Regions from separate parts of the Mus musculus genome. Here all the other regions are linked to region 2. Evidence: chromatin loops called from intact Hi-C (ENCODE). Cell type or tissue: heart. All regions are shown on one strand.

Evidence for each region. Peaks named below come from ENCODE experiments on the same cell type or tissue, not always from the same donor. Only the 100,000 strongest peaks of a DNase experiment are listed, where the experiment ranks them.
Region 1: it touches region 2 in a loop (7-fold over the local background); 20 of 42 quality-filtered maps call a loop at or near these places.
Region 3: a loop joins it to region 2, with 14 times the contacts of the local background. A loop is called at or near these places in 17 of 42 quality-filtered maps.
Region 4: it touches region 2 in a loop (4-fold over the local background); 3 of 42 quality-filtered maps call a loop at or near these places.
Region 5: a loop joins it to region 2, with 4 times the contacts of the local background. A loop is called at or near these places in 5 of 42 quality-filtered maps.
Region 6: a loop joins it to region 2, with 2.3 times the contacts of the local background. A loop is called at or near these places in 2 of 42 quality-filtered maps.
Region 7: a loop joins it to region 2, with 2.6 times the contacts of the local background. A loop is called at or near these places in 3 of 42 quality-filtered maps.

The regions. Positions count from the first base shown.
Region 1 is chr12:25,862,905-25,866,904 of GRCm38, forward strand. No RefSeq gene overlaps it. Among named protein-coding and RNA genes, the nearest start is that of Gm29835, 110 kb to the right of the region's middle. In heart, a CTCF peak has its summit at 1,655 (motif pointing right); a DNase peak (open chromatin) is centred at 2,387.
Region 2 is chr12:25,090,349-25,094,348 of GRCm38, forward strand. It overlaps Id2 (inhibitor of DNA binding 2), which reads right to left. Exons shown (of 3, transcript NM_010496.3): 3 at 3,451-4,000. Among named protein-coding and RNA genes, the nearest start is that of Id2, 3.7 kb to the right of the region's middle. In heart, a CTCF peak has its summit at 2,081 (motif pointing right); DNase peaks (open chromatin) are centred at 2,123 and 2,593; H3K4me3 peaks cover 2,194 bases; H3K27ac peaks cover 2,792 bases.
Region 3 is chr12:26,275,441-26,279,440 of GRCm38, forward strand. No RefSeq gene overlaps it. Among named protein-coding and RNA genes, the nearest start is that of Gm29968, 25 kb to the left of the region's middle. In heart, a CTCF peak has its summit at 2,035 (motif pointing left); no DNase peak of the experiment used is centred here; H3K27ac peaks cover 254 bases.
Region 4 is chr12:25,625,434-25,629,433 of GRCm38, forward strand. No RefSeq gene overlaps it. Among named protein-coding and RNA genes, the nearest start is that of Gm36886, 150 kb to the left of the region's middle. In heart, a CTCF peak has its summit at 2,311; no DNase peak of the experiment used is centred here; H3K27ac peaks cover 209 bases.
Region 5 is chr12:25,025,537-25,029,536 of GRCm38, forward strand. All of the region lies in intron 22 of Kidins220 (kinase D-interacting substrate 220), which reads left to right. Among named protein-coding and RNA genes, the nearest start is that of Gm36236, 52 kb to the left of the region's middle. In heart, a CTCF peak has its summit at 1,987 (motif pointing right); no DNase peak of the experiment used is centred here; H3K27ac peaks cover 408 bases.
Region 6 is chr12:25,531,610-25,535,609 of GRCm38, forward strand. No RefSeq gene overlaps it. Among named protein-coding and RNA genes, the nearest start is that of Gm36886, 59 kb to the left of the region's middle. In heart, no CTCF peak of the experiment used is centred here; a DNase peak (open chromatin) is centred at 2,492; H3K27ac peaks cover 1,660 bases.
Region 7 is chr12:26,409,045-26,413,044 of GRCm38, forward strand. The region is part of intron 1 of Rnf144a (ring finger protein 144A); the gene reads right to left. Among named protein-coding and RNA genes, the nearest start is that of Mir6538, 4.0 kb to the right of the region's middle. In heart, a CTCF peak has its summit at 1,577; DNase peaks (open chromatin) are centred at 3,217 and 3,937; H3K27ac peaks cover 223 bases.

The sequences.
Region 1 (4,000 bases), 770 kb after region 2:
AGAGATAAGAGAAAAAAATAGGAGTTGAAATCTGTGATGGGCAACCACAGACCTCATGCCTAGGGGATTAAAACACTCTATAGTGATTATCCCCAAATGGATTGCATTGTGTCTTTTCATTGTGATGGTGCTAAAATGGTCACCAGGAAGTCAGAAAGTCAACTTCAGGTTTTCACCAGCATTTGTGTGTACCATGGGAACCCCTCACATGACCTGCATATGTTAGCTAAATGCCCCAAACCAATGGTAGATGCCTGGCATTGAAGAGCTCTGGAGATGCCTTCCTCCTGAAGAGCCACAGTGGCTTTTCAGAAGGCCTCTCTGGGTTTTACAGTCAGAGCCTCTGAAATTCTCAGGGCCCCAGGAGTGATCTTTACAGTCGTTATCTGTGTGTTCCAGGTAGCTGATGCTCTCTTGTTTAAAATTCTCCAGTGAGATTCCAGATTTGTCAGGGTGAACTTCAAAGTCCCTGTGTCCTTTGGTTACTGTGAGCCTTTGCAGGCCTCAGCCCCCTCTCTACGTGAAATATTTTCTTTCTGGCATTTTCAAGGATGGACCCCTTCTCATGTGTGTACGTGTGCATGTGTTTTCATGTGAGTGAGTTGTGTCCTTTATCAAGTGTCCTCTAATTCCTGACCCCTGACTGTTTTGGGACAGGGTCTCTCACAGCCTGCCAAGTAGACTAGGATGGCCGACCAGTGACCTCCAGTGGTCAGCCTACTTGCCTCCCCTTCCGGAGTCTGGAGTTTTAAGTGCTTACTCTTCCCATTCTGAAACTTGTGATGGACACCAAGCTTTCGTCAAACTCAGAGTTTCTCCTGCCTCTGCCTGACAAATGCAGGCACTAAAAGCGTACACCACTCTATTTTGCTGTTTGCCCTGCTCTAACTCCCTTTATTTTATATTCTCTCTGCTTTAACAATCGATGTCTCATCCCACTTTCTCACCATGTTCCTGTTCCATCCTGTTATTCCTCCCCTCCCCTTGCCGCCATCAAGACACTGTTGGTAAGATGCTGCTTCCTGTGAGACCTGCCCTGGAAGTGAGCTGGGCTATCCCTGTTCTCATCGAAGCTTAGGCTTGCTCTGTTGCTGCTCTGGATTCTCTGGGCATTTTCTCACTTAGTTTTCTTTTGCCTCTCCCTGGTGACTTTGACTTGCATGTGCAGTCTGTGATCTAAACACAGGGCACAACTGGTGACAGAAAAAAAAGATAAACAAATAAATGTGAGATAAAGAAATAAAAGGAAACTAGGCGTACTGACATTCTAATAAAGAGGTCTCTGTACTATCTATCATGCAGAGGCCCAAAATGCTGTCATAACCTTTTGCCTCCTCAGGCTGTGTAGGAACCATGCTAACCTCAGCCTCGGCAATGTGACAGATCTTCCTGGAATAACCAGAATCAGGGGGGCTGGGTGTCTCTTGCCCACACCCAGTGCTGTGTTCGCTTTCTGTGTTTCCTGTCTGCCCACTCACGTTTGATTTGGTCTCTTTCTCATCAGTGAGGCTATTTTCTTTCACAACATATGCTTATTTTTTATTTTGCCCATCCTTTTGAAATGCTCATGTCTCTCTGACATTTGTCAAAATGGTTTAATGTTTTTTATTTTATAAATTCACGTCTTTAGAGACCTGCCCTTGCAATTTAGGGATACAACCACCAGGTGGCAGGATGGCTTTCAAACTACCAGGCTCAGCCTATTGGCTGAATTCTGTAGGAAGTAGGTGTCTACCCAACTTAAGAATGGCAGCCCCTGCAGGGCACTTCTAGGGTGAGAAGCTCAGGGAGGGAAGACAGCCATTTAGTTATGAAAATGGAGGGGAAAAAAGTCGTCTGTGCAAATGCCTGGGGTCAGCAATTTAGGAGCACTGATTACCATCCATGGCGGTCCTTCTCCTCAAGAGTTAAGTCATCTGACAAGGTGTCCTTCAACCATGTTGGACACTGCCTTGATCTCACTCAGTAGGGATGCTCCATCTCTCAAATAGCCCTTTCTAAGCAACCTTTAGCACTGCCATGTCACTGATGTCTGTCCGGGTGGGTCTTAGAGCTATTCCCTCTTATTTGCCCCCTCCTCCAAGAAATCTGTCAGAAGAAATCAAAGGAAAAATTTTAAAAAAGGCCATGGTGGCTGTGTTCCATGCAATGTTTTGTTCTGTTTCCACCAGAAGGGAAAGATTCGAAATGTCCCACCACCTGGGTCCACTTGGTTTGCCTGAAGTTAATTCACTCACCAGCTGTCAGGGCTGCTTCTGTCCTTGGGTGAGATTTGGCTTGCTCACCCACTCTTCTGAGCTGCAACTGGGCCTGGCCTCATTAGAAGCCATGTGGCCTCCATAGCTGGCACCATTACTGTCCCTGGAGTCAACCCGGATTACATCAGCCTCCTCTGATGGCCCAGAGCAGATTTCACACTTTTTTTCCTCTTTCCAATTTGTGCTGTTTGGTTGCTGCCTTTGCATCCTGGGGAGTCGCTGTGTGGTATGCAGTCAGAGGGGCTGCCATGATTCTCAGTCTTGCTCTTACAGCTCAGCCCCACTTCTCCAACTCAGTGCCCCCGGGGGACTCCAGGTGGGGGTGAGCTTACAAACACTATCCACTTTAAATTTTTTTCTGAGTAACTCAGGTTGGTACTGTAGATGGTGAGGTTTTTGGCAGACTTATACTCCCCATCCTTTCTAACAGATGCATGGGAGAATCCCAAGAGTGCACACGGGAGCATATCTTTGTTCAAAAGGCTGGGCAGCCTTCTATTGACTTGACCCACACCAGGTGGGGGATACACATAGAGGCTTTCTCATGGAGTTAATGAAGCTGAACAAGAATTTACTCGGGTCTTCTATCACATTGCTGGGTACCATTTAGATGGATTGTGGGTGATGAAAATGAGCTTGAGTTATGCATGAGAAACGTTAAATTCCAGTCTTCACTGCACCCCTGTAAATACCTGCGCTGTTTAAGAGATATAAGAATGCATACTGCAGAAGACCAACATCGCCCAACAGGTGACAGAGACTCAGAACAACACTGTTCTGGGTCTTTCTAGACCAAACCTTGCATGCTCTCCTCTGAAGCAGTTCATGTCATTCCTAAGTCTGATTGTTTTTCAGTTCATAAAAGCAAGACTTGCTTAGTATAAAAAATTCAAAGACGTAGACAAATACAGTCTTTGAACTATCTTTGGCCCATGAGTCAGTGTTAACTTCACCAAACGATTTGATGTGTCTCCATTCTGTGGTTATTGTCAGCAATATTTCTAATACACAGCTAAGTAGATCAACAGATGGGCCAACACTCAGTTAACTCTTTCTCCATTGGTCTAAATTTGAGTCTTGTCTCACACAAATGGCAATCACAGGGTAGAGTTTGAATTCCCCCTTCAGGGACTATCAGTACTTGGAATATTTCTTGGCCAATAGCCTCAGTGCATGTGAAGCTGATTTGCACACTGGCAACTCGAAGTCCTGTGTGCAGATGCCTCACTTATCTACCTGCAGAGACGATGAGAGGAAATGCGCCACAGTGTCCGCACATTCTAGGAAGAGAAGATGCCATCTTGCTGACTATATTTCTCATGGGATTGAACACCTTCTATTTTGGTCATTTAGAGACAGGTTTTTCTATTCTTACTTTTTTGGTCAGTTATATATTTTATTTCCACTGTTGGAGATTTGACATTGCTATCTTCTGACCTGTTTATACGGAGTATATAAGTAGCTGATATATTTTATATCATATATTTTATATAGATCTTGATCTTTTCCATTTTACTCTGAAACATGAGAAGGTGAATTTGTCTTTCCTGGTTCCAATGAATAACAGTCCTCTCCCACCTCTCACCACAGATGCACACGGAGAGGCTTGGGCCAAACAGGAAAGTCATCCAAGTACCAGCTTACAGAAGGAAGTAAACTATAGCCAAGCCATTATTTTTTGACCTTCTCTGGTGTGCCTCCTCCTATTTATTCCTTCTCTCTCTAAAACTCCAAAGGAAAAG
Region 2 (4,000 bases):
CCTGTGGGCAGCCTGGGTGGCAGAAGGCAGGGCTGATTGGGATCTCAGGCCAGGGTCTTTTGGCCTCTTCCCGTTTTATATAGGACAACCTCCAGGCTCACCTAGATACCAGTTGGATTGTTCTGCTTAATTCAGACTTCAGACCAAGGTCCTCTATAGGCCATCACCATTGTTCTGCTTGAATAGCAGTGCCAGGTAGGTCTAATGCCAGAGGACACCCAAGCCTGGAGCCCCCTTTCTAACAGCAAGTGATCAGAACTTTACTTATTTATTTATTGCTTTTTTTATTTTTATTTTTGTTTTTTTTCGAGACAGGGTTTCTCTGTATAGCCCTGGCTGTCCTGGAACTCACTTTGTAGACCAGGCTGGTGTCCAACTCAGAAATCCACCTGCCTCTGCCTCCGGAGTGCTGCGCCACCACGCCCGGCTGTGATCAGAACTTTAAAGGACACATGGGGAATCAGGCTGAGGAGTTCTGGGGCAGAGGATCATTGAATTTAAGAATTTCTATATCAGCTTTTCACTAGCAAGAATAATACAGTCATTGCTGTTAGATTCTAACCTGGAAGCCCTTTCCCAACAGGGAGCACGGAGAGACTAAAGTGGTTTGTCCACTGACTGCACCAGTGTGTATGGACCAGCTTCTGTACTATGGAGGGACACACATCTGCCTGTCTCTTAAGGATCTTAAGACAGCACTGGGCACTGGGAACAAACTAACCTACAGTATCGTTTGACACCAGTGTGACTATTATTCTAAGTGCAGGGCAGTGCAGAGAAAAAAAAAAGTTCTTTATTTCTCAAAATTACAAAGAAGGTACTGCATTAGCAGAATCTGTAGTAGACATCACCACAGACTAAAGAAACAAACCCAGCATCGTGCTGGAGACGGAGTTATCTTAGAAACCACAGCTTGTTAATGGAACAGAGAAAGCGTTCTGAGAAGAGTAAGGTCAAGGGCTGGGGGTGTAGCTTGGTGGTGCGTGCCGGCCGTGTATTATCAAGGCCTTGGGTCTGATAACTAGCACTATAAATAAACCAATGTAAGGAAACTTAAAACTTACATGGTGAAAAATATCAGCAAATGAAGCATGAGAATGTTTAAATTTGCCTCAATGTTATGATTTTAAAAATCTCAAAATTCAGGCTGGAGAGATGGCTCAGCAGCTAAGAGCACTGACTGCTCAACCAGAGGTCTTGAGTTCAATTCCCAGCAACCACATGGTGGCTCACAACTATCTGTAATGGGATCTGATGCCCGTTTCTGGTGTGTCTGAAGACAGCTACAGTGCACTCATATGTACAATAAATAAATCTTTTTCTAAAAAAATCTCAAATTACTCAAATTTAGAAGCTGAAAGAATTTTTGAAACTGATAAAATGTGCACAAACCCTCTAGACCTACATCTTATTTAGAGGAAGAAAAAAAAAACCAAACCTGGCATTAAGGTCTCGCGTAAGGAGGCTTTGTTCATTTTTCATTCCGATAAAGCAGCGGTCCGTAACCTTACCAGTGTTGCAACCCTTTTATGCAGTTCCTCACGTTGTAGTAACCCCCAATCATAAAATTGTTCTTGTTGCTGCTTCATGAGTGTAATTTTGCTACTGTTGTGAATCATAATGCAAATATCCGATCTGCAGGATATTTAAGATATGACTTCATGAAAGGGTCATTCAACCCCAAAGAGGTCACGACCCACAGGTTGAAAACCACTGAGATAAAGTAACACTTGGGGCTCTGGTTAAAAGGCATGAAGCAATTAAGGAAAAAAAAAAGTTAGGGACAGAAGTGCGGAAGCATGCTGCCAAACTTTCTGACCTAACAACTGTGCAGTCATTTTTCCAGTCACAAACTGGTAGGCGGGAGATAGCATAACTAGTAAGATGCTAATTGGCAAATAGGTTGTACGCAGTAAAGAGGTGGAGCGGATTTATATATTCGTGCTAGCGGCAGTCTTTAGGGATGACATCAATCATTTTCAGAAGGCTTGGTCAGGATAACGCTGCTGGCCACCGGCTCCCTGCATCCATGCCTGTGTACAGCAGAACCGTAGGCCAGCGGCGATCCTCATATTTGCCAGAAGGTGGCGCTCGGCCTCCACGGCGCGACCAGCTGCAGTTAGAAGTCCCCTCCAAAGGAGCCACTTTCCCCCAGGCTGAGGCTGATTAGAAGTCATTCACGTGTCGCTGGTTGTCCAGCGACCCTACAGGTGCTCCGAAGGGGCCTGCAGTTCCGATGGCACAATTGTACTTCAGGGTCAAATCCCCAAAGCCATCCGAGGGGAGAATGAGATCCGGCAGACGTGAAGCTGAGGACAGGCAGGGTTGGGGCAGCAACTTGTTCTCTCATACTTCTCTCCCGCTTTGTGTGCGTGTGTGTGTGTGTGCGTGTGTGTGTGGCGGGGCAGAAGGGTGAGGGTGGGTGGGATGGCAGAGCGCACCTGGGTTGGCCCGGTGTGCATGCAGGGGCTATAGTAGGCAACAGGTGACTAGTGTATTGGGCGGCTGCCAAGGGCTCTCGCTCGCGCAGTCTCCAACCCAGGTGTAATGGGCAAAGCGTGCATCCCGGGTATATTCATTAGGGACAACCCCGCCCTGCAGGAAGGAGGCGGGGACCACCGGAACCGAAGCTGCCCCTCCTCCATTCACCAGGATGGATTCGGTGTCAGGGGAGAGGAAACACCGCAGCCAAGGCAGACTAGCAGGCGCCACCCAAACACCTGCTTGGCCTAGAAAGTGGCACCAGGTGCGACTCACATACTCGTACCTCTTGTCCCATCCTTTCTCTAGGCTGTGCCTGTCTTCCCTGGACTACTTTCCAGAACCACCCCTTCCCAACCAAGTCACTTGCAACTTGGGAACTAAATCTAAGCACCTATTGAATGCATATTCAAATTAGCGGCCCGGTGTCCTCAAGGCTCTGAGTTGGATGGAAATGTTGGTGATACCTTTTTTTTTGGTGAGTGGGAGGGGCTTTTCTCGCACCTTCCCTCCGTTCCTTGAGGTCCAGAGTGCAGTCAAGGGTGAAGAGCACTTAATAGCCACAGAACTGGGAGAGCAGCTGGCCCAGGCAGGCCTGGGTGAGCCACAGGTGGAGGAGACGAAGGACTTCTGGAGTTCGTGGCCAGGTTTAAAAGCGTAACCCCCAGGGGTGACCAGTGACAGCCAAAGCCCCTTTTCTCTCTGCTCCAAAGGTGTCTTTCTAGAGGGCACACCTAGGAACTCAAGGGGAGTCTTCTACAGTCCCGTTTAAAATCTAGTCCCAATGCACAGGCACAGAGCCACACTGCTAGGTGTGTTGCGTTTCCAGTCCCCATCCCTCCTAATGGCAACAATGTTTCAGTCTACTGGGCCGCCACGGGACACACATGTGATAGAGGGGGTGAGAGAACAGAAGGAGGTGCCCCAAGCAAACACAAGACACCTCAAAAACCATTCAGAATCCCGGCATTGATGTCAGACACATTTTATTATAATCTTAATACAGTCTACATAAATTTGAACTGGTATTTATTTGGGTTCAGTTATAACATAGCATAAAAAAAATCAAAGCACTGGTTGTCTGAAATAAAGCAAGCAATCAACATTCAATAAACACACTTGATTTATTTTGTATAAAAGGGTTAAGTTTACAACTAAACTTTTATAAAAAGTTTAGCATAAGTACGTCATTACATTTTAATGCAGAAATAGGTTATTTCTGCCACTATACAAGAAAACTCTAATTAAAGAGTCCACAAGGTTCACTCAATATATATATATTTATATATAAATATATACACAGCATTCAGTAGGCTCGTGTCAAAAAGGCCATTTCTGACCGAAGACTTCATTTAAGTAACCGAATACTGGGTCCTTCTGGTATTCACGCTCCACCTTTGTGAAAAGGCAAAGTCTGCTTACATTGGGCAATTCCTTGTGATTTTTTTCTTTTTTTTTTAACGTTTTCGCTCCCCATGGTGGGAATAGTATATAAAGAAAACCTTCCAACTGTAGAAAG
Region 3 (4,000 bases), 1.2 Mb after region 2:
CACAAGGGAGGACATGACAGCAGAAACTTGAGGTAGCTAGTCACATTGGAGCCAGTCAGGAAGTAGGGAGACAGAAATACTGATGTTCTGCCCACTTTGTCCTTTTGAATTTGCTCTAGCACTCCAGCCTGTGGATTCAGGCTGTAGAAACTCGAGTTAGAAACTCCCTCCTAGACATGCCCAAAGGTTTGTCTCCATGGTAGGTCTAAATCTGGAGTTGACAAGATTAGCTATCAGTCTATTCTATCCACTAGTATTTGTGATCCTGACCCCAACACATAATTAGCCTTATCAGGGACTAGACACACACACACACACACACACACACACACACACACACACACACACACCTGACAGTGAAATGATCACATTGCTTCCCTCAGTCTCTGTTCTGGTTTCCTATTGCTGTGAGAAACACTCTGACCAAAAGCAACGTGAGGAAGCCAGGGTTTGTTTCATCTCACAACTCCAGACCGTAGTCCATTAGTGAGCCACGACCAGGAGGGAGCTTGGGACAGATCTGCCTGCAGTACCTCTAACCAAGGAACTCACTGCACAGCCAAGGAGGTACAGCTGAACTAGAGAGAATGCTGCTGGTTAGCTCGCACAGAAGCTAGCCTATACTCAGCTTTCCTATCAGTTTTAGGACCTCCTACTTGGAATGGTACTGCCCACAGCTGACTGGAACCTCCTATGTCCACTCACAGTAAGACAACCCCACAGACATGTCCACACACCAATCTGATTAAGGTCATTCTTTTATTGAAGCTTTTATTGTAGACTGTCTCAAGTTGACAATTAAAGCTAACCAGGATAACCTCTCCTAACTTATGTGTGTTTCTTTCTCTCTTTATGGTGTATATATAATTACTTAAGTTCTATGGTCATGTGTTCATCTGAGTGTGCTCTTTACTGGCGTATGCAACCTTTCTATTCACCTCAAACTCTGACTCTTTGTTTATATATTTCATGATGTGCCAACTTTCCATTGAACACACACACACACACACACACACACACACACACACACACACACACACACACACACACACCTGCCAAACCCAAGGACCATTTCAGAGTAAGGTAGGAGAGGTGACATATATAACTGTCACAGGGGTATGGCCAGACACGTGGGTCATGCTTCAAAGTCCAGCAGTACATAGGAGACAAGCAGACCTCCAAGAATTCACTAGACAGCCAGCTTAGCCTGCTTAGAGAGCTCTAGGCCAGGGAGAGTTCCTATCAATAAAGGGGGAGGGAACAGCAGCTCTTGGGACATAAGCCTGAACCTTACCTCTGGCATCTGCTTGCATGGGTACACACCTGAACCTGTATACACACACACACACACACACACACACACACACACACTCATGTTTCAGTGCTGTAAATAGAGACCTGGGAGGAGCCTTAGATACTGTTGCTATGGATGCCAAGAGCCAATCTATAGGTGACTGAGCTTTGCAAGCTACGGGGCACAAGGCAAAAAATAGCTTTTCCTCTTGGCCACATTGCCCACACCTGGACTCAGCTGGATCTCTGGGAGATGTAGCCCTAACGGGAGCTTCTCGCTAATGTGAGCCTCAGGAGAACTGAGGCAGGGGTTCTGGGCAAGAGCTCACCAATAGCAAAGTCCCCTTGTGCTCCCCTGAGGTCAGTAGCCAGGGAGACAAGAGGGCATTTGCTCTCATGTTGGTCACATCATCCTGAGTGGGAACCTCCCGGCCTGGTGGGAAGGGACAGAATCGTGCTGCCGTAGGGGAGGGGTCATTAGCAGCTATGGGTTGCCGGGATGGTTACCTTTTCCAAAAGGCCTGAAGTGGAATGGGGGTTGGGGTCTGGCGAAGCTGGGGTTCAGTGTGTAAGGACTTGCTGGTAATTTACAGTCTTTCAGGAGCCTTGCATTCTTCTCAGAATTTTTTCTGCCAAGTTTTTGTTTCATATTGGGCCTTTTCTCTTTTTGGGTAAAAATATCTCATGGCTGGCCCAGGCCCTGGAAACCACAGGGTTTCCTACAGCAACAGTGCCACCTGCTGTTGAGAACAAAGCTGGTGATTTCTCCAAGGAAATTCTCTATGGGGTCCAGGAGGAGTTCAGGTTTCCTGTGTTGGTAAGGGGAAATGGATTCATTCAGCAGGGAATAAATACTGCTGTGCTGAACAAGCAAAGCCAAACGGAGGGAGGTCAGGGGTAGGCAGAAGAGGGGACTCATGGGAAGTGTTTTCAGGATTGAAAAGAAAAGTGCTCTAAGGAGTCCTGTGACCCAAAGGAGCCAGCCTTAGATTTGATCTTCCAAAAAAAGTTAAACAGAGGCAATCCTTCCTAGTGAGAGCCAGGAGAAGTAGGGGCTGGTGAACCCCAGCTGTGTGTCCACCCTTGGAAGCCAACAGCAAGCTGTTTAAGAGAGTGCTGCTCCTTAGAGAAGGCACCCCCACAGTCACCAATTCCCAGGTAGGGACTTCTGAGCCCTGCTTGTCTATCTGTCATACGGGGAGAGTGAGCTTCTACCCTCTTTCCTTCTGTATTCATGGAGGTTTCAGGCCACCATTGGACTTCCATTGCCATAGTCCCCTGATTTCCTTAAAACACTATGAACCATAACATCCATAGGCATTCAGCTTCGATGACTATGTTCAGTTTGCTTTCTGCTTGGGGGAAGAATTCTATCATTCTTTTACTTCACCTTAATTTTTAATGAAGGCAGGATTTGAAAATTATGATCTAGGGAGCCTTCCCCTTAAGGTTTTTAAAATAGGAGGACCAGTAAGATGCCCCCCTGTCCAGGTGGTTATGGAAACACCTTCAAAATGATCATTTCTGCATTTCAGCTTTCTCTTTTGTTGCCAGCTTGACAAGATCTGGACTCTTCTTTGGGACAAGCATCCAGGCATACATACCTGTGAGGAATTACTTAGCCTTTTGACATACTTGGGGGTGACTGGGTTAGTAAGGGTGGCAGGAGTCACACTTAAGGTCTTAAGACTGTATAAAAGGAGAAGGGTGAGCTGAATGCAGGCATTCATTGCTCCTTGCTTCCAGGCTAGATATATCCAGTTGCCTTAAGCACACACTACATTGACTTCTCTGACATGCTGGAATATACTTTTGAACATCAAGTCGAAATAAACCTCTGCCCACTTGAGTTTCTCTTGTCAGAGTATTTTATCACAGAAACATCATAAGAAATGAAGCCCAGCTTTTATTTAGAACCTGGTCCATTCAGTACGTGCCACTAATCTCTAACGATGCACGTTTTAGGGCAGAAATGATCTGGAGTCTATGGGTGCTAACAGCCATCACTGTGTGTATATATACTAAGAATTCAGAGTAGAATTAAAGTATTAGCTATGTTTTGTTGCTATGAGAGAGAGAAAAAGCATGACCCAAGACAGTTTACAGGGAGTTTATAATTATGGGGAGTCATGGCAGCAGGAAGAGGAAACTGAGAGATCCCATGTCAATCATACACACACAGGAAGTAGTGAGAACAAACTAGAAGTGACGTGAGACTATGGGTAGTCAGGGTTGTATCCAAATGGCATGCTTCTTCCAGCAAGACCACACCTCTCCAAGGTTCCAGAAACTTCCCAAACCGCACTGCCAATTAAAGACGAAGTGTTCAGCCACAGGAGCCAATGGGGGTCACTTTCTCATTCCAACAACCAGCCCAAGAATGCTGAGTACATCTCAGTTAAAGTTTTTATTGCTCTGAAGAGATACCATGACCATGGCAACTTCTATAAAAATAAAGCATTTAAATAAGGCTGGCTTACAAATTCAGAGGTTATCCCATTATTATCACAACTGGAAGCATGGTGCTGGAGAAGGAGCTGGTGGTTCTCCATCTGAATCTGCAGGCAGCAGGGAGAGAGAGGGAGCCACTGGGCCTGGATTGAGCTTCTGAAAGCCCACCACCCTGAGCAGAGTGACACACTTCCTCCAATCAGGCCATGCCTACTTCAACAAGGCTACATGTATGTCCTAATCCTTCCGAATAGTG
Region 4 (4,000 bases), 540 kb after region 2:
GCATGCTTATTACCCAGCATCATGAAGATTAAGCAATGTTCTGCTACCAGCTTAAACAACTGTTAAGCCTTTGGGCTAAAGTTGCAATGACTGTCTGCTTAAACCTGGGAAAATATTTCCCTAGGATTCTTTGGTTTTGCAAGGCAACGCTGTGGCTCTTTTTAAAGGAAAGTATTTGAAATGCATTTGTAGTTTTACCCTATGAATCTTGGACAGATATTCTCCCTCAGCTCCTGAAATACCCCAGACTTCCTGCTTACTCTGCTGCAAATCTTACAATTTCTTTTTAGAAGTGTTGATCCACTTAAGCTTTGATGCCCTTGTCTGTGCCTTTAACCACTGCTCTTTTCAGCCCAGACTGCCTTCTTCTACATAGCCTTGAGCTCAGCTTTTTGTTTCCTTTTCTCTTTGTATATCTGGTTAAACAGAGCTTGCAACAATCATGCTGCAGTCTGAACACTATGCTGTCTTGAATATCCCCCTACTCACTTAATCAGTCCATTATATTTCATTCTTAAGCCATACTCAAATTTCAAGACATACGTTAAACTTTTGCCAGAATGGAACATGAATCCCCTCTAATCCAATTCCTACCAGAATTCTTGTTTCCATTTGAAACTATATGAGCCTAGCTGGCACTGTCTATATTCCTATTAATATTTTGATCTTTTGGATTCCAGCCCAAAGCACCCACTAAATTCTATTTATAGATTTCCAGGGCTTCTCTAGCCTCTGTCTCAAAATCTCTTCCACAGTCCTTGTGAAATACATGTCTAGGAATCACATGGTTGGCCTTTAACCAAAGCAACAATCTCATTTTTTTCTGTAATTTCTTTCCTGTGTGTTACTCTCAGATCATTGCAATCAAAACTTGATAGAAACAACTCAAAGGGGGAAAGATGTGCTTTTGTTCTTGGTTTCAGAGTTTCAGTCTCTTCTGACAGAGCAGGTAGAGCAGTGTTCTCAGCTGCAGTTTTCTGTGACAGAGATGTTTACATTATATCTGACCAGGAATCAGAGAAACTGATAGGAGTGAGACTCTTTTCACAGGCTTCCACTATTGACCACTAGTTAGGCCCTGCATTTGAAAAGCCACATAGTCTCTGAGATGAATACTATAAGCTATGGTAGAAATGCATAAAACCTGAGCCTGGGGAGACTATTTCAGATTTGAATTCATAACAGAGTGGGCTCTCAGTGAAGAATCTGGCTAAGTGTCCTGGCCCTATCCAGACCCCTCACACATCTATGTTGCCACACATTTCACATCAACATTGAAAGGCCACAGTCTTAAGGACAGTGGTATTGTAGTCTCTCTCTCTCTCTCTCTCTCTCTCTCTCTCTCTCTCTCTCTCTCTCTCTCTCTCTCTCCTCATTGAAATCTTCAAATTTCAGTTTACTGATGGGTCTGTGGGGAATAGGGAATAAGGTTGTTAGATAGCCCCAGGTTAGGATTAATAATTAAATCACCAGCTCCAACTCTGGGAATGCGAGAGGGGCTGATGGAAGTTCCACTGCTAAATCCTAAATGAAAAACTCCCAGTATTGGTAAACACACAGGATTCTCCATGGAAAGAAACTCTCCAATAAGATGAGATTTTTTTTTCTTCCACTTACTCTTTGGAATTGTCCATTAAGTTGTTCCTGAATCACAGCCTGAATTGTCCTACGGAGATAGGAAGTTTATGGGCACAGGCCAGAGACCCTTCCCCAACAAGATGAAATGTCAACCCACTCCCACAAGTTGTTCTTTTACACACACACACACACACACACACACACACACACACACACACACACACACACTTAAAAAAGCACATGAGGCAAGTAATTGAATGGGTTCGAGTCACAAGCCCAGCAAGGACCAGTTAAGAACTGAACCAGAGAACCCGATTCCCTTGACTCTCTACCATACCCCTCACACAGAGAGAGATATGGACTATTTTAATGGGAAAAGAACACCCCAATGTGAAAAGCTACTCAGGGGACAAAGGCAGACCTTCCCCTCCCAGTAAACAGCATGTTAACGTGTGAGCTTGTTATTCCTAGATAAGGTCTGAAGCAGCTAGTGTGGAGAATATAACAAATATCCAACGAGGAATGTGTTCATGCAGCTACAGCAACTAAATGGGCAGCAGGGGGACACTCAAGGGCTACAATTTATTAAATGCAATTTTCAGGGATATGGGAAGAAGCCAAAGCCTGGAACTGAGTGATCTGGTTTAGACATTAAATTAACCTAAATAGGACCTAAGCAGATGAAAGTACAGTTACCATGTCGCTTGAGTGTCCTCACACCACAGGGACACCTTGTGGAGAGTGTTGTTTCAGGAGGTTAGCAGATCTGGAAAGAACTGAGTAATTTTTATTTCCTTTCTGTTGCCTCTGATGTCATTATTCATGTGTACAACTAGCCAGTCCTGACCAGTCCAGGTTCAAATGCTGACTCTTTTATGTACCACTTCTTTTTAAAAAAAAGTCTTCTAATTTTTCCCATGTAACTTTGCATATGATTTTGTGTGTGCATGCATGTGTGCATTTTTACACGTGTTGGTTCACATGTATGTTAGGATCATTAGGAGGTAAGAGGTTGATGTCAGCTATCTTCAATTATTGTCCACCTTATATATTGCGGTGGGATTGCTCACTGGAACCCAGAGTCCATGCATTAGACTTGTCTGGCTAGCCAGCTTGCTATAAGAATCTCCTGTCTGCCTCCCAAGTGCTGGTGATGCCACACAGGCAGCCCCACCTCCCTCCCACACAAACACAGCCCACCTATGTGGGTGCTGGGGAGCTGAATTAAGTTCCACACATTTTCTTCATGCTTATCCACTGAGTCATCTCCTCAGACCTTTTAATGCTTATTTGTTTAGCTATCACTTTATGGTCATACTGACTGTCTTAGCCATTTTCCAGTAGCTACATTGATACCTCAGTGACTTGAGTGAAACAATACAGGGCAGTCATGCCATACCTCCTCAGAGGGAGCATTTGTTTGCATCCTTGGCTCCTGGAACATGGCATTACTCAGAGTTGCCTGATTGTGTGCAGTAGATGAATGGCTTGTCCCAAAATGAACCATTCTCAAGGTGTGGATTGTGCATCACAGGAACAATCAGGAATATCATGCTTTGCCATATTTCTTTGTTTCCATGGCTCAATTTTATGACATGGCATGGAAATCTCCTCAGTGCATTTATGACTGTATCATAATTATTCTGTATGTGACATCATCAATCTGTCAAACTCTGGGATCCACATGGAAGCAAAATCTTCAGAGACAGATGTACTTTTAGCTTTGGGGATATGTTTTGGGTAGATCTTGAGGAAGATGGGAGAGAGAGCTATTAGTGAGATTGTGTGGAGACACAACTACAAAGAAAACAGATCCCTTACCTTTCCCAGGTCAGCGAAAGGAGAAAGGGCATCTCAGATGTGCTACATGAAGAAACCACAAGAGAACATGATGGGAAAAGCAAGTAAGGGATGTGTGTATCAGGAAGTTGAGCATCCTAGAAGAAGGCTGGGTTGATGATGAACATTGCTACTAGGACTGCTCATAAGGAAACTTAGCTTTAGGGAGAGAGGTCAGATGGATTCTTCCAGGTCTCAAAGCAAGCATGGGTAAAGGGCTAGGTGTGTGGTGACTCTAACTCCAGGTAAAGATGGCATTTTAACTTTAAAGTAGACAGTTCTTGGTTGTTTTGAACGAATCAGGATGTTGTATGACTCAGGTCAAGGGAGGGAAACCCAAAGGAGGTAAAAAGAAATCTAAATATTGGTGGAATGGGATGGTATAGGAAAATGATGTCAGGGAAGGTATAAAACCTCGTCCTCTCCAACAAAAAAAGAAACTAGAGGCAAAACTCACAGAAACAGTGGATGCAAGACTATTAAGCTCTATAAGTCAGATATGAGGGAGAAGGGACATGGTCATCATGGCTCGTTGGCTGAGCTGGCCTCTTCAGATGATGTGTGTGTGTTGGGGGGGGGGGAG
Region 5 (4,000 bases), 65 kb before region 2:
CAAATGATCTGTGGGAGTCCGCTTTGTGTGGGAGCTGAGGCATCACCAGCATGGCCTGCTTTCTCACCTTGATCTTAGACCTTTCCACCTGCTCTTTTCCTGGCCCGTCTTCCCGTCTCCTGCCTCATTTTTCTGGTCATTTTTTAGTTTTTGTTTCCTCCTTAAGATGGTAAACGCCATAGATTATAACTTCCTTCTGTTTCCACACCCATTGAAGGGACAGAGTGAGATTTTTGAAGTGAGGAAGTCTGATGGTGCGTTTGTGTGGCTCCCTCAAGGTGGCAGGTGTGAAGCCCTGCTTTATCTTGAGTGGGGTCCTCCAGACGCTTCATTGGCTCTGGATGCAGGGGAAATGTTTCTTTCATTGTTCTGATGTGAATCCCTCTACCCTACTGTAAAGCTTAGTATAGGGCTGAAGCCCTACACTAACTGGGGACTACCTACTTCACCTAGAGTTTGCTGGCTCCTTCCTTTCGGCAGCTCGCACTAAAATCACAGCAGCATTTCTTTAGCCCGTAACCAAGTTTATGTTTCTAGGTTCTTATGTTTATAAACCTTTGGTGAAGCAGTGGGTTGTAGTCCTTTTTTGCAGGTCTTTCCCAATACAGTCTGTTCTTACAGATGATATTCTGTGTCCTACTAGAGTCAATGTATCAAGGTATGATGGCACATGCTTGTAATCTCAGCACTCAGGAGGTAGAGGCAGGAGGATTGCTCTGAGTTTAAGGCCAACCTGAACTACATATCAAAACCATGTGGCAGAACACCAAAAGTTAATCAATAAAGTAAATGAAGGCCATGTGTAGTTAGATGGCTCCATTTTGTTCTGCTAGTCAGTTTGATTGTTAGGTATTTACAGTTGCTACAGTTAGACCTGTGCTGGGTGCACGCTAAGGACTGCACTACCTACCACGGTGCCTGAGCTGCTCTTGAAGGTGGCAGCCAGTGGACTGGGTGTTGTGCCGAGCATCCCATGCCGTGCTCTGCATAACCAAGGGAAGCGGAGAGCAGGAGTTACGATCTCTGAGCTGCACTGGAGTTTCTCCCACACAGTCTTCTGTAGTCGCAGAAGATAGCTGTGGGTCTGTGATAGGAAGACACAGTTTTCAGTGATATGCATATGAATATTTAGAATATGTTATCAGTAGGAAATTTTCCAGGTACAAACTTTCTAAAACATAAATTTATTATAGCTATTAAAAATGCAGGCTTTTAAAAAAAAAATGCAGGCTTTTGCAAACTACAGAAAACTCTACATACATATTCAGTTCTAATTGTGTCTGAGGTGGAAAATGTCTGAAGGTTGTTGGTGTTCCTTGGCATTTTGCTTAAGCTTTTACACCTTTATGTTCAGTGAGTGTCTGGTTTTTTTCTAAGTAGGTTTTCCTCTAGCTTTTCTTTTGCTGATCTGGAGAGAGAGACACACACAGACAGAGAGGCGGAACTGACTAAGGACCAGACGTCTAAGGCGCATTGTGTGCACTATACTGCTGAGCGGTTCCTCCAGATACTGTTTTGCTTTTGATAGGATAAAATTGATTTAAAAAGTAGTTTATCAGTATTTACATTCATGGTATCATTGTCAACATTTTATGCTGATAAAAACTAGGAAATAATGGTAAATGCTCCAGAGTCTTGTGTAAATACCATCAACATGAAAACGAAGTATATTATCAAGACTATTGAGTACAGACAGGAAAGTCAGTTTCTCGAAGTATGCTTTAATGTGTAGACGTACATTTAATACACAGAAAATGTATTTTTATCAGGTTGACTATTTTACAACATGGGAAAATGACGTCATGTATTTTTAAACAATTTCAACTATTGAAGGACCCATATTTCCTAGAAGTCTTAGGATATCCCTTTACAGATCAAACAAACTTAACATTTTTGTACAAGAAAAAACAAAACCAGTGTACTGTAACAGTGTGGGCTTATTTTGAATCTGAGGCGAGGTACTAATGCTGCAGTATTCAGCAAGTCCACAAGATGGGGCTGTCTCACTGGAAATTTTACTAGCATGACTGGCCATGAGCCCAGTGAAGTACTTTTTGCTTTCCCATTTCTATAGCAGGAACATGGGGGCTGGGGGAGTGACAGTGTAATGGAAGGTTGAATTTCTATTCATTTCATGTTTCATTCATTCATTCATTCATTCATTTGTGTGTGGGAGTGCCACGTGGAGACTAGGAGTTAACCTTGGATGTCATTTCTCAGACATTGTCTTCCTTGGTGGTTTTGAGAGCTGTCCTTTTTTGGTTAACTAGAAGATAAGGTTTCTCAGTAGCATGTAACTTACCAGAAGGCTCGGCCGGCCGGCCAGTGAGCTCCAAGGAGCTGCACGCGTTTGCCTTGCCAGTGCTGAGATTACAGGTATGTGCCAGCATTCACCGTGTGCATATGTATTCATGAGTAAGCAGTCTTCCCGTCATAGGGACCTTTATCATCAGGGAAAATCGAAACCGTAGTCATGTAAGTGCACACAATCATAGGACGTAGTATTTTCAGCTTTGTAGTTCCTTTGTCTTGCAGATTTTTTGCATGTATGTGTGTTTGCATCCACACAGAGTATCTGGGTAGAGGGGTGTTGTAAGTGATCTACTACTGATCTTCCAGCTCGCTCCTATTCGTTTTTTTGAAGAAAAAAAAAAAAAAACCTCATAGATAACAAGAAGAAAGAATTTTTTTGTCTGCTTACATATTTTGGCTTTAAAAATATTAAATGAACCAAATTTGGTGGACAACACTTTTAATCCCTGCACTGGGGAGGCAGAGGCAGATTTATCTCTGAGATGGAGGACAGCCTGGTCTACTGAGCTCCAAGGCAGCCAGGGTTGCATAGGGAGAACACCTCTCCCCCCCAAAAAACAATAAGTAAGTAAGTAAATAAATAAAATGGTAAACATTTGTCTTAGTTAGGGTTTTACTGCTGTGAACCAACACCATGACCAAGGCAACTCTTATAAGGACAACATTTAATTGGGGCTGGCCTACAGGTTCAGAGGTTCAGTCCATTATCATCAAAGTGGGAACATGACAGCACCCAGGTACGCATGGTGCAGGAGGAGCTGAGAGTTCTACGTCTTCATCTGAAGGCTGCTAGTGGAATACTGGCTTCCAGGCACCTAGGGTGAGAGTCTTAAGCCCACACCCACAGTGACACACCTACTCCAACAAGGCCATACCTTCTAATAGTGCCACTTCCTGCCCAAAGCTTATACAAACCATCACAACATTGCTGATGTAATTAAAGATTAAATCTTTACGATAACATGCAAAGGTTTTGCTTTAAGCTGTAACACTATAGACTAGCTTTGAATTCAGAGTTCCCATTTGCTGTACCTAACATCTCTTATCAGTTGGCAGGAACCTATGATATTGTCATAGTCAGTGCTACCTCAAAAACCTAGATCTTTTGTCTCATTTACTTTCATCTGAGCATTTTAAAATACAGATTCCTGATGCCAGAAATCAGGCTGAGATCTTTGGTGGTCGACACTGTGCTCAACTTTGGTCTCTCTCCCTCTTTTTTTTTTTTTTCTCCGAGACAGGGTTTCTCTGTATACTCCTGGCTGTCCTGGAACTCGCTATGTAGACCAGTCTGGCCTCGAACTCATAAATCCGCCTGCCTCTGCCTCCCAAGTGCTGGGATTAAAGGCATGCGCTACCACTGCCCGGCAACTTTGGTCTCTTATGAACTATTTTGCTTCTCATCTTTTTACTGAAAGCATCTTATTATCCTAGATTAAAATTATGTTTGGTCATCTCTGTTGCCATCAGAGTTAGGGTTACTCTGCTCACTCCCATGCACCTAGGCACTGTGCTATAATGCAGTGACATCCGTACTGTGAAACATTTGCCAAGTGAATCCTATGCAGAATCCCTAAATAAAATAGATCATAAAACTAATTTATTCAAATTAAATATTTAAAGCAAGTTAATTAGAAAACTGGGCTGTTTTGAAGAATTTATGAAAGTGAAAGTTATGTGTGGGGGT
Region 6 (4,000 bases), 440 kb after region 2:
AATAAATCAGGACTCCAGTGATCTCTTTGAAGCCACTGGCTTTGTTAGACTCTGAGGTTTGCATTGCAGAGAAGAGAACTCTGGACAGACAGCCCTGTCTCTGAGACTCAGCACTTCCTTTCTTATTATAGTGAGAAGCTGAGGCACAGCATTCCATACTCTAGCTCAGAGGAATGCAGCTCATGGTTTTAGTTAAAGCACACATTACTTCAGTAAAATATTCTATGCGACCCAAAAATAGCAGTTCCCACATTTAGACATGCTGTGCTAACATGTAGCTTGGCCTCTTCGGTTGGTAGGCTATACATTGTTCCTATAGACTTCGGTCTTTACTTCAGGTGCTACCTTCAGTCTGCCATCAGGTCTTAACTGCCCAAGTGAGGGCTGTAACATATGACAACAAATGTGGAGGGCTGTAGAGAAAGAGGGGTATTTGGTGCAGGAGTCCAGATGTCCTGTTCCCATATAGAAGGAAAATGTGCCTACTTCAGTCAAATGAGAAAGGCTCCTAAAACATAGGCTACATAACAGGTGTGGGAAAAACTCAGTGACTACTTCCTCCAGATGAAAGGACTGCTCCAAGTAAGAGTAACACAGACCCTGCTAGCTTGGAGTGACTTGTGTGTATCAAGTTTTGATGAAAAGTCCTCTGAAGGGGACAGTTGCTGAGGTTATGTGTAGATGTCCACATGGGGTAGGTAGGGGGTGCATATATAACTCACTTAACTAGAGGCGGGACCATAGGGAAATTATATATCATATATGAAGTCTGCCCAGAAGGGCACAATTAACATTATACGCATGTTAACACCATGGCCTCCTTATTATTGAGCTTAATTTTCAGATGAGGTCATCAAAAATTAAAAAGCTTATGTAGCTCTCAGGGCAGTAAGTGGTGGAGACCAGAGATGACCTCCGTCTATCTTGTTTCAAGGCCTTGATCCTTCCACCCCTGTCTGGGGCTGTGGCCAGCTGTGTTCTGAGAACTCTAGTGCGTGTTCCTGGCCCATTCTGTGTCCAGCATGTTAATAGGGACCATGGTGTTTCTGGATCAGCATAGCTCATCTTCATTTTGATGCCAAAAAAAAAAAAAAAAAAAAAGACCAGAAGGAAACATCTTGGGGACTGATCAATAAATGGCCTGAACACTCTGCTTCTTCTCAAGATAGACTGTCCTCAGAGTGCTAACCAGGAGGCACAGAGAACACTTTAACTCCACATGTCTAGATCTTTGTTTAAGAGCTATGTTTTGACAAATTCTCAATTATCCAGGATAGTGCTCCTTCTCTCTCTCTCTCTCTCTCTCTCTCTCTCTCTCTCTCTCTCTCTCTCTCTCTCTCTCTCTCTCTCACACACACACACACACACACAAGTGTATGGGGTGCACATGTGTGTGTGTGTGTCCTGAGTTAGTGACATCATCTGTTCTTCCTTGGTTGCAGGGTCTCTCACTGCAGATGGAGCTCAGCAGTTTCGCTGTGCTGCCTGGCCCTAAGGATCCTCTTGCATTTGCCTGCCCAGGATTGTGATCATAGGCATACACTCCCATGTCTGTATTTATGTCAGTGCAGGGGATGAATTATATTCAAATGACCGCTAGCATTTTACCAACTAAGCCATCTTCCCATCTATGATTATTAGTCTATGATTCTCTTTGAGTGTGGATGCATGGCTCCACCATAGAAGGAAAAATCACAGGTTTACCCCATCCAAGTCCTTTCTTCCCTGTTCTTATTAGTTTGAAAAATGAAAGAAGAAAAGACTAATTTCGGTCCTGGCCGGTAACTCAAGTGTTCAATTCTGCAGTGAACTTGGCTGACAGCGACTCCAGCTTTGTCCATGACTAGTCAGCACAGTCACATCTGGATTCGCGCACTTACCTAACTGTAGACAAACCTAAATGATCTTGGTTTGGCCTGATGTATTTCTATCTTGTGTTATATTTCTTTCTCTAAATATCTCATTCTGCCATCTCACGCCTCCACATCTCCACAATCTCTCTCCAAAGACTTAACAACAAAAATATGTGCTTCTTCTCCTCTCCCTACCAATGGAAGCAGTTGAAAGGTCTAAGAAGATAGTCTGTCCTTTCTTTAATGTGATCCAACACAAATTTTTGAATAAACATAACATGCAAAATATCAGAACTTCTTTTAAGAGCAGTGCTTTTATATCGAGAGTGTTTTACCGTCTTTAAATGAAGCTTAAGCCAAGATCAGTCCCCACACCAAATAAGGAGCAGGCATTCAGGCGGTTGCACACACACCAAGTCTTCCTCCAAATCCACCCGTGCCCCCCTCCCCTTTATTAGAAAACACTTGAAACTTATCATGTGCAGCAGATGGGAGTAGAAAATGCAACTTGAAGACAGTTATATAAATATATCCTTGATGTCTGTTTTGCTTTTCAATTTGCAAGGAAAGTACAAAGGTAGCTAGGCCAGCCAGCAAGGCCTCCTGTGTCTCCTGATATCCATTCCAGATGTTGGCTAGACTTCCTGGAGCCAGGCTTATGGCACTGGGGCTGGAGCCCTGTCTCCTCTTCCAGGTGGGATAGCTCATGCTGCTTCCCCCACAGGCTCCTGGCCTTGTCCAAACACACTAACCTCCACCACCTCTGCTGACCCCGGTTTACCTTCTTCTAATCCCTCGCTCTCTGGTGGGTCCCAGATTTGACCACAGTATGTGTGTTGTGTTATTGCTTATCACACTGCCTATCCCAAAGGAGAAACTTAAAGAGGGGAGAAAAAGTAAATAAAAGAAACAAGGCGGGGGCGGGGGGTGGGGGGGGGAGGCAACTTCCAGCCTTAGCTTCTGAGGTTTGCAGCCACGTGTGGCTTCTTCTGCTATTACCTTTGGATTGGTGCTCTAGAGTCTGGGGTGCTCCTTGACCCCTGAGCCTGCCAGAGTGTTAATGGCAGCCCTCAGTTTGTACATGCGTGTAAAGGATTTTACACCATAATATGCTAACTTCCTGATTAAACATTGCTAAACACAGAAGGGGTTCATAAATCATACAGGCGCCAAGTTCATTTATCTGAATGTTCCTCACTGTCTGGAGACAGTAAACAAATGGCAGGGGCATTTATTACAATCTACAGGGACCCCAGAAGGGTGCTATTAATACCTCATACCCCAGGTTCCTTTCTGCGCTCAGAGAGATGCTGTGTGTCTCTGAGGCTCTGGGGTTTATTGCTGTGGGTGGGCTCCTGTGGCATATGCTAGCAGACGCCGAAGTGAAATGTGATTGGGTGAGACGAAGTTCATCTCAAGGGGAGTTTCCAACAAAGAGTGGCCTGACCAATGGGCTTTCTGGATGGTATAGATCTGTACAATGTTTTGTAATTGAAAAAAACAAAAAACAAAAAAACCAAAACAAAACACTAAGTCCCAGGAAAACTAGTAGGGATGGCAGACTTGTTGAAAATCTGTATCTCCCTGGTGTCATTCAAAGTGAGAAATTAACTGCTCTTCCCAGGGCATTGCCTGTGTAAAGGGGCTTATCCCTGTCGGTTAGCATCAGCAAGCAAATACAGGGCATTGGCTGGCTTTCTTTCTACCTCTTCAGACATAGCTAGGTTTAAATAAATACACATGTGCAAGAGGTGATCAGAATGTGTCTTGCAGAAAGCTAGAACCATGGGTATTCTTAGTGCAGTTCAGAAATACAGAATGCAACAGAAGGAGATGCTGTCTGAGAGGCCTTTGATGGGGAAAGCCAAAGTACTTCAACATGACTACACTCAGCTGTAAACGGATTTATTTCCATCTAGATGTGGAGGCTGAGCTTGCCAGGAAGGCACATAATCAGTGTTTCCCCACACTGTAGGACAAGGCTATGAGGTGGCTGGGATGCCTTAGGAGGGTCCAGGCTCACCCCAGTGGATCATGTGCTAAAAATGAAGGCAAATCATAGATCCACTGGCTAGGATTTCTGCTGTGTTCTGTGGCTTCCATGTTAGGTGAGGAGGAAGCTCAGAGGTGTAAGAGCGTGTAGAAGG
Region 7 (4,000 bases), 1.3 Mb after region 2:
AGGGCTAGACACTCCGAATGCTGTCAATCCGTTCATGGCAGTTCATTCAGGAAGAACGGGAAGAGTGCAAGGCACCTGTGGGGTGGGTGGGGCAGAGTTCCCAAATGAGTAAGTTCCTGCCTTTGTAGAGCTGATGCTTAGCAGAGAAAACAAGATACACAGATCAGTAAAATAGATTAGATAAATGCAACTGTGGGTTCTGAGGGAAAGTTGCTACAGAAGTGCCTAATGGGAAAAAATCTACCTCAGAGGAGAAGGGAAGGTAGGGGCTGGGCCTAAGGCAATGTAAGGCTAGGGAGACCTAAGCCCAGGGAAGCCTGGGCCTAGAGAGCCAGGCCCTAGGCCTGAGCCTTGACTCTGTAGTCTTGCCTCGTTCTTCTCTGTGCACCTCCGTTTTTTTTTTTTTTTTTCTCTGCAAAATGCCTATGTCGGGAGAAGTAAAGACACATTAGTGGTGCTCCAGAAGTTATCTGTGGGCAGATCATCTGAGTCTGGTCTTGACAAAAGATGGCAGCAGAAGGGTCCCAGTCGGCAGCTACTGAGAGATCTCCTTGGAGGACAGGCTGCTCAACCAAGCCTCCCAGAGGCCCCCCATCAGGCCATGGAGTTGCTGGTGCTGTCTGAGCAGGAGTGAGTAGACAGAATGTTGAGGGACAGCAGAGGCAGATACAAAGTATCACATGAAAATTCAGTGTGGGTGCTGGCTTCCTGTGTTCCTGTTAAGAGGTCTACAGAATGAATTCCAGGACAGCCACACTAAACAGAGAAACCCTGTCTCAACCCCCCCAAAAGAGTGGAAATGTATGAAGGGGGGCTAGAGATCCCAAGCTCTGAACATTTATTTCTGTGACAGGAAACCCCTCCTCTACCCACGGTCATGTGAGTACTCTCATATAGTGGCTGACCCCGACAGCAGGCTGGCTTCTTCCTTCAGGGAATGAGGGCAGATTCACTGAGGAGGGTGTGATGGGGCTCAGGGAAATGATACAGAAATTCAATGGTTGATGCTAGAAAGGAAGTCACCTTTACATGAAGTGCAGGGAGCCCATGATGGATGTGTGTGTGTGTGTGTGTGTGTGTGTGTGTGTGTGTGTGTGTGTGTGCACTCGCCCATGCACATGTGACAATGCATGCATGAATACATACGTACATACATGTAAGAACAGAATTTCTGAGCTACTCAGGAAACTGGCCAAGTAACAGAGTCACATTATGAGATGAGCCATCTGTCCAGGAGGTCAGGGGACATCCTAGTTTGATGTATCACACAGCTCCTTCCTCCAAAACACCTCCCGTTGTGCTACCATCCAAAACCAAGCACGCCTTGACCCACAGATTACATGTAAACTGGTTCTTTGATAGCTTAACACAATCTCCCAGAAGTATAGCAGTGCATGAAATGCTTACAGTCTTTGGTTAGATATCAACAGCCCAGCTGACTAGCCAGCTCCATCCATGCCAGACTCTGAGAGCTTTCCCAGTTGCCCCATGTTGGAGGTTTGAATAAGAATGCCCTTCATAGGCCCAGGAAGTTGAACAATTGGTCCCCAGTTGGTGGAGCTGTTTGGGGTGGCCCTGCTGGAGGAAATATGTCACTAGACATGGCTTTGGTTATTTAAAGCTTCATAACTTCTTCATTTCACTTTCTCTGTTTCCTGCTTGCTGCTGAGGATGGGAGCTTCCTGCCCTGCCCTGACCATCAAGTCTGCCACTTGCTGCTGTGCATCACGGACTCGTATCCCTCTGGAACCATAAACTAAAATTAACTCTCTTCTTTAAGTTGCCTCCGCCATGATGTTTTAACACAGGAACAGAAAATAAGTAATACACCCACCTCAGTTGGCAAGCTGGGTGGGCCCAAGAATAAGACCCCCCCCCAAAGCCCACGTTACCACACCCTTCCACACAAGCTTGCTGGGAAGTTCTCAACACCCACAGGAGCTGCTGCAGTCACGGAAGCCTTCTCAGGCCACTCAGGAATAACACCTCTTGCCTGTGACAACCACACCACTTCATTGCTCTCATAAACCTGTGCTGAACTCTGACCTCCACCATAGGTGAAACTGGGCAAGAGTGAATGGCAATGAAAATACCCTGGGGAACCTTCCAGAAGGTACCAGAAGTGAAAACACTGTGTGACAAGCAAGAAGCTTGCTTTGGACAGCTCTCCAGCGTGCGGATGTCAACCAGGTGAGCTCAGAGCCTGAGTTTGTTCTACGTTTCTATACAGCCCAAGGTGTCTCATGCCATTTCAAGTCCTGATTGGACACTGGCCTTCTAATCTCCCAGATTAACAACCCGCTGGCTTCTGCAAGCACAGGGCCCACTACACTGTACATTTCCAACACAGTAGACCCCACCTCAAAAATCAACCTGCTCTTGTCTTTGATCCTAGTTCTTTCCACTGGAGATCAAGGTCACACACTCTTAATTTTCTGCAGACTTCTAAGGTCAAAGTTCAGCTTCCACATGTACCCTGTGAGACTGTGGATTATGCTTGCCCACATCAGGTGGAAGTAGACCATACACCTTTCCGCTGGCTATGAGAACTGCATTTATAATCCATATGATACTCAATACCTACCTATGAGCAAAGTTTAATGGATATACTCCTGTCTGCTCTACTACCCGCATCAGGAGTCTCGTACACAATCAAACACGAACTGACACATGACTTCAGCCTGGCAGGAAACTCACTCTTCCCTGTAACACTGAATCTAGCTTATAATCTGAGAGTGGTGGCTCTCAACCTCCCTTATGCTGAAACCCTCCAACTACAAAGTCGTTTTTTGTTGCTACTTTGTAACTGTAATTTTGCTGTTATGAGTTACAATGTAAATATCTGGTATACAGGAGGTCTGATATGAAACAGTCATTCTACCCCCTAAAGGGGTCATGCAGGTTGAGAGCCACTGCTCTAGAGCAAGCCTTCCACAGTTCTGCTCAATTGATAAGAGGTCCTTTGAGCTTTCACAAGTATGTCAAGTGTTAGCTGTGAAGCTGCAGCGGCCTCCCCAAAGCTCACTTCTCCCCATGCAGCCTTGGAGAACAGCCACCCTTCAGAGTGAAAGCACACCTTTTCCTCGGGAAAGTTCACACAAATGGCCGTATCCGTAGGTCATTCTGTACTATTGATTCTTCTAGAAATCTTCTAGAAGTGCTCCTGGACCTAGGAGAACATCTGGGCCAATGCTTTACAGCCATCCCCGGGGAACTGCAGGCATCCAGGCAAGCAGATGCTTGCCAAGGTCAGACAGCTGGGTGGGATCCCGGCTGGGAACAAATGCCCCGCAGACGTGTGAACAGGGCTTCAATTAATTTCTCCAGCTAATTAAGAAGAAGTATCCATGTGTATCGGCGATTGGGAAACCCTCCCAAGAAAAGAAGGCTAGTCTCAAATAACTTATCCAGGCTAGAAAGAATGAAAGGCACCTTCCACAAAGACCCAGGAGAAGTACAGCAATCCACCTTCCAAAGACGAGTCCACTCCACACAGTCTCAATATGGGAACATCCCACGTGGGTAGGGCTACTGCTAAGTCAAATAGACATTCTCCCAGTCAGCTAAAGATCATGGGCTCTCAGGAGAGCATTCACACCCCTGACTTATTCCAAGAAGCAAAAAGGGAAAGGGTCACTGATACTCAGGACAGATCCACCATGTGGTCTGGGCACCTGATTGCTTCTCTTCAGCTACAGTGTCCTCATGGTCATACAGGAGGGCTGAGGACCCACCTATAGCCATGCCTCTCGGTGGCTCAGGACAGGCTCCAGCAGCTCTCTCTCTCTCTCTCTCCCTCTTTGCCACTATAGAAAGAGGCCTCTAGGAGATGTTTGAACAAAAGGAGGCAGCAAGGCCAAGTTAGGAACCACAGTGGAAAAAACAGCATTCTCAGTCAGGCAACGTGGCTCCTGGCTTGGGGCCCTACGGCTGCAAGCAGGACAGCGCATTAGCTCTGAACATGGGCAGCACTGGGAAAACAGTGTGTGGTATCTTTTCC